Linked DNA regions of Homo sapiens: region 1 is linked to region 2. Evidence: chromatin loops called from intact Hi-C (ENCODE). Cell type or tissue: natural killer cell. All regions are shown on one strand. Links, peaks and the distances in the headings refer to the core of each region. The heading gives the core; the rest is flanking DNA.

The links. Peaks named below come from ENCODE experiments on the same cell type or tissue, not always from the same donor. Only the 100,000 strongest peaks of a DNase experiment are listed, where the experiment ranks them.
Region 1: it touches region 2 in a loop (5-fold over the local background); 4 of 110 quality-filtered maps call a loop at or near these places.

What each region holds. Positions count from the first base shown.
Region 1 is chr17:68,179,746-68,182,654 of GRCh38, reverse strand. LOC105371870 (a long non-coding RNA gene) reads right to left here. Exons shown (of 4, transcript XR_934937.4): 2 at 983-1,104; 3 at 309-359. Among named protein-coding and RNA genes, the nearest start is that of AMZ2, 67 kb to the left of the region's middle. RefSeq lists an enhancer at 409-538. In natural killer cell, for the core only: no CTCF peak of the experiment used is centred there; DNase peaks (open chromatin) are centred at 544, 1,154 and 1,774; H3K4me3 peaks cover 1,727 bases; H3K27ac peaks cover 1,944 bases.
Region 2 is chr17:68,355,159-68,358,067 of GRCh38, reverse strand. ARSG (arylsulfatase G) reads right to left here. Exons shown (of 12, transcript NM_001267727.2): 6 at 1,264-1,401. Among named protein-coding and RNA genes, the nearest start is that of ARSG, 65 kb to the right of the region's middle. RefSeq lists an enhancer at 1,261-1,320. In natural killer cell, for the core only: no CTCF peak of the experiment used is centred there; DNase peaks (open chromatin) are centred at 927 and 1,377; H3K4me3 peaks cover 304 bases; H3K27ac peaks cover 1,781 bases.

The DNA.
Region 1 (2,909 bases), core at 294-2,793, 180 kb after region 2:
AACACGGTGAAACCCCGTATCTACTAAAAGTACAAAAAATTAGTCAGGCGTGGTGGCGGGCGCCTGTAGTCCCAGCTACTCAGGAGGCTGAGGCAGGAGAATGGCGGGAACCCGGGAGGCAGAGCTTGCAGCGAGCTGAGATCGCGCCACTGCACTCCAGCCTGGGCGACAGAGCGAGACTCCACCTCAAAAAAAAAAAAAAAAAAAAAAAAAAAAAAAGGCAATCATCTGCAACCCCTAACTGGCCTTCTAAATACTGCACATTTGAATTTATAAAATATATTTATGCTAACAGAATGACTTCTTACCTGTTACTTATATGAATCTTACTAAGTTTCATTCAAAGAAGGGTCCTACTTCTAAAAAGAAACAGTATAAAATCATTGTCACAAGAAAATGATCATTTCATACTAGGAAAGTTTGGCTTCAAAAAGATGTACCACACAATGTTTATAGAGTTGGTTCAGTGAACCATGCCATGGCTCACAGGCCAGATCTGGCCACCACCTGTTTTTCTAAATAAAGTCTGATTGAAACACAGCCATGTGCATTCATATATGCATTGTCTGTGGCTGGTTTTTTGCCGTAATGGCAGAGCTCAGTAGTTCTAAGAGAGAACTTGTGATCTGCAAAGGCCAGAACAAATACCACCTAGCTCTTTACAGAAAAAGCATGCTAATTGCTGGTTTATGATGATATAAAAATTGGAACCAACCTAAATGTCCAAGAAAAGGGGATTGATCAAATTACAGCGCACCCCCTTCAGCAAATGGAATGCAAAGCCCTTGTTGAAAAATGCTGGCCGGGCACGGTGGCTCATGCCTGTAATCCCAGCACTTTGGGAGGCTGAGGCAGGTGGATTACCTGAGGTCAGGAGTTTTGAGACCAGCTTGGCCAACATGGCAAAACCCCGACTTTACTAAAAAAAAAAAAAAAAAAAAAAAAAAAAATGCAAAAATTAGCCGTGTGTAGTCGTACACACCTGCAATCCCAGCTACTCAGGAGGCTGAGGCAGGAGAATAACTTGAACCTGGGAGATGGAGGTTGTAGTGAGCCAAGACTGCACCACTGTTCTCCAGCCTGGTAAACAGAGCACTCCTCCACCTAAAAAAAAAAAAAAAAAAAAGTTGCAGTTTAGCAGCTCTTAGGTTTGGCTGCATATTTAAACTACTTGGGGAGTTTTTTTTTTTTTTTTTAATTCCAAACCTCAGGCCACCTCAGATGAATTAAATTTGACTGTAGGTGTGGAACCCAGGCATTGACATTTTTAAAGCTTCCCCAGGGATTCTAATGCAGTGCCACTGTTGTAGAATATTTAATGAGGCCAGATACAGTGGCTCATGCCTCTTATCCCACCACTTTCGGAAGCTGAGGTGGCAGAAGCACCTGTAGTTAGGAGTTTGGGATGAGCCTGGCCAATGTTGTAAAACCCTTGTCTCTAATAAAAATACAAAACTTACCCCGGCGTGGTGGTGGACACCTGTAATCCCAGCTACTTGGAAGGCTGAGGCAGGAAAATCGCTTGAACCCAGTGTGTCTAAAATCGGTGGGTTCTTGGGCTGACTTCAAGAATGAAGCCGCAGACCCTCGCAGGTGGTGTCACAGTTCTTAAAGGGGGCCTGTCCAGAGTTTCTTCTTTCTGATGTTCTGAAGTTCGGATGTACTTGCACTTTTTTCCTTGCGCTGGGTTCATGGTCTCGCTGGCTCAGGAGTGAAACTGCAGACCTTCATGGTGGGTGTTACAGCTCTTAAGACAGTGCCTGTGGAACTGTTAGTTTCTCTTGGTGGTTTTGTGGTTTTGCCAGCTTCAACAGCAAAACCTTAAACCTTCACAGTGAATGTCACAGCTCATAAATGCAGTGAAAATCCAAAGTGATTAGCAGCAAAACTTACTGTAAAAACGGGGGGAAAAACCTTCCCATTATTTGGAAGAGAATCAGAGCGGGTTGTTACGGGTGGCTCCAGCAGCCTGCTTTTATTCTTATCTGGCCCCACCCACATCCTGCTGATTGGTCCATTTTACAGAGAGCCGATTGGTCTATTTTACAGAGAGCTGATTGGTCCGTTTTGACAGGGCACTGATTGGTGTGTTTACAATCCCTGAGCTAGACACGAAAGTTCTCCACGTCCCCATTAGATTAGCTACAGAGTGTCGATTGGTGCATTTACAAACCTTGAGCTAGACACAGGGTGCTGACTGGTGCATTCACAAACTCTGAGCTAGACACAGGGTGTTGATTGGTGTGTTTACAAACCTTGAGCTAGATACAGAGTGCTGAGTGGTGTATTTACAATCCCTTAGCTAGACATAAAGGTTCTCCAAGTCCCCACCAGACTCAGGAACCCAGCTGGCCTCACCCAGTGGGTCTCGCACGGGGGCCACAGGTGGAGCTGCCCGCCAGTCCCGCGGCCTGCCCCCGCACTTCTCAGCCCTTGGGCGATGGATGGGACCGGGCGCCGTGGAGCAGGGGGCCGTGCTCCTCAAGGAGGCTCAGGCGGCGCAGGAGCCCACGGCGGCGGGGCGGGGCAGACTCAGGCATGGCGGGCTGGAAGTCCTGAGCCCTGCCCCGTGGGGAGGCAGCTAAGGCCCGGCCAGAAATCGAGCGCAGCACCCGTGGGCCAGCACTGCTGGGGGACCCGGCGCACCCTCGGTAGCTGCTGGCCTGGGTGCTAAGCCCCTCACTGCCCGGGGCCGGCAGGGCCGGCCAGCCGCTCTGAGTGCGGGGCCCGCCAGGCCCACGCCCACCTGGAACTCTAGCTGGCCCGCAAGCGTGGCGCGCAGCCTCGGTTCCCGCCCGTGCCTCTCCCTCCACACCTCCCCGCAGGCTGAGGGAGCCGGCTCCGGCCTCAGCCATCCCAGGAAGGGGCTCCCACAGTGCAGCGGCGGGCTGAAGGGCTCCTCAAGCACA
Region 2 (2,909 bases), core at 173-2,672:
CCACGCCCAGCTAATTTTTGTATTGCTTGTAGCGACAGAGTTTCACCATGTTGCCCAGCTAGTCTTGAACTCCTAGACTCAAACAATCTGCCCATCTTGGCCTCCCAAAGTGCTGGGATTATAGGCATGAGCTACCACCCCCAGCCTTTTGTTAATTAGTAGTTTCTAATATTTCAAGATCAGGAGATTTCACATAAAAGCCAGGTATCCTATCTCTGTTGTAAAATGAAAAGATGTGATATTCCAGGTTCACATTTTCACAAAGAAGCACCAAGCAGCTGGAGCTAGGTAGTAGCTGCCCCCTTCAGATGGGGCATGTGCTTACAGGTTCACTGTAGACCCCACCACTCCCTAATGCCTTACGTTCATCCTGCTTCCCTCTTTAAGGTTACCTATCTGTGCCTTCTAGATGCGGGAATTTGTAACTTCTGTCTGGTAGAATGAAGGATAGCTCCCAAAGATAAGCAGGGTCTAATTCCTGGAATCTGTGAATGTTACGGTATATGGCAAAAGAGAGTTTTCAGGTGGAATTATGTTAAGGGTCTTGAGGTAGGGGGATCACCTTGGATTCTCCTGGTGGACCCTAAACGCCATCACAAGTGCTATCGTAAGTGGGAGCCAGAGGGGAGATTTGACTGAAGATGCAAGTGAACAACAGAATTAGAGTTGAGAATGATATGGCCATAGCTCAGAAATGCCAGAAGCTGGAAAAGGCAAGGAAGGAATCCTCCCTAGAGACTCCCCAAGAAAACAGTCCTGCTGATGCCTTGATTTTAGCCCCCTAAGACTCATTTCAGACATCTGGCCTCCAGATCTGTAGCAGGGTAAGTTACTGTTGTTTTAGCTACTAAATTAGTGGTTGGTTGTTACAGCAGCAATGGAAAAGTAATACATCCTGCCAGCTAGTGAGCTCAACAAATGCCTTGAGTGCCCAGAGTGCAGTGGGCAGGCCCTACCCTTGAGGAGCTCGTACCCTAGAAGGAGAGGACAAAATGATCATGGCAGTGGAACGTGATCAAAGCAACAGAGGGATAAGCCCCAGGGACTCTAGGAACATACCTGAGGAATCTCTAATCCAGGACCGCAGATTTCCAGAAGGGGCTGTTTTCCAGCTTTACTTATAGGAGACATGTATGCATCCATCTCTGCTGAGCAGCAAAACTCTGCCATGGCCTCAAGCGTGCTGAGGCCAAGGGACATGGTGTGTGTGCACGGGTAGGTGGAGGCAGGGGGAGGCCCTGCGGAGGGAGGGAGACTCCTCACCTTGCACGCTGGATGAACTGGGTTGCTTTCTCAGCATACTTCTGGGCAAGGCTGCTCAAGTTCACCGGCTGCTCCACAATGTTGAGGTTTTCATAAAGAGGGAGGGCCACGTCAGTGTAACAGTCTCTTTGAAGGTTCCTGTGTGGAAACCACAGACCATAGAGTATTCATTTCCTACGTACTCACGGAGCAGAACTAAATGCTTTAATGCAACAATGCATATGCACATAAATACAACACTCTGGCCCCAAATGATTTTTCTGGTTGGCCATTTCCTCCAAGTGTAAAAGTCTATGCATAATGCTTTCTTCCATTCCCTTTGAATAGATATTTATGTTCCATGGACGAGCTGACCACTCTGTAAAGCTTGCAAAGACTCTCGTGAGCTAGGGACATTATTTTTTATTACTTGCATTTTGCGGGGAGAGAAACTGAGGTCTAAAGAACCTAAATGATGTCAAGCAGAGTCCCACCACCAATCAGTAGCCCCATTGCTGGCTTTCTCTGCTGTCTCACTTCAATCCCAGCCTCTGTGTATGGCGTGCAACTCAGCGTTTTCCGAAGTCAACAATTGGGACTTCATGTAATAGCAGGTCTGTCAATAGGACAGAATATATAAGATGGGCCAGGTGCAGTGGCTCATGCCTGTGATCCCAGCACTTTGGGAGACCGAGGCCAGCAGATCACTTGAGGTCAGGAGTTCGAGACCAGCCTGGCCAGCAGGGTGAAACCCTGTCTCTACTAAAAATACAAAAATTAGCTGGGCATGGCAGTGCACATCTGTAATCCCAGCTACTCAGGAGGCTGAGGCAGGAGAATCATTTGAACCCGGGAGGCGGAGGTTGCAGTGAACTGAGATCATCCCACTGCACTCTACCCTGGGTGACAGAGTGAGACTCCATCTCAAAAATAAATAAATACATAAAAAGGAATACATAAGATGGGTTGGGACAATTTTAATTTTAAGCCATGTTTGCAGAATTTGGAGAAACTTCAGCAGTTGGAAAAAAAATAAGAGTCAAACTAATAACATCTCCTGGAAAAAAAAAAAAAACAAGCTCATGGCCAGACGCCGTGGCTCACGCCTGTAATCCCAATACTTTGGGAGGCTGAGGCAGGCAGATCACCTGAGGTCAGAAGTTCAAGACCAGGCCAGGCACAGTGGCTCATGCGTGTAATCCCAGAACTTTGGGAGGCCAAGGCGGGTGGATCACCTAAGGTCAGGAGTTCAAGACCAGCCTGGCCAACATGGTGAAACCCCATCTCTACTAAAAATACAAAAATTAGCCGTGGTGCTGCACGCCTGTAGTCTCAGCTACTCAGGAGGCTGAGGCAGGAGAATTGCTTGAACCTAGGAGGCGGAGGTTGCAGTGAGCTGAGATTGCGCCATTGTACTACAGCCTGGGCGACAAGAGCAAAACTCCATCTCAAAACAAAACAACACAAGCTCAAGTTTTGGTCTTACAGATTGAAATGAATCTGACCCATAGCTGCCCATCAATGTGGCTGAGTCATGGTCTGACTCTGGTCATGATCTCTGGCAAGTTACTTAAGCTCCCAGAGTTATCTCCTTATCCGTAGCATTGGAGGGCCTGTGCCATCCTTACAGGGGTGCTGGTGGTCTAAGGGAGATAACAAATGGTTAG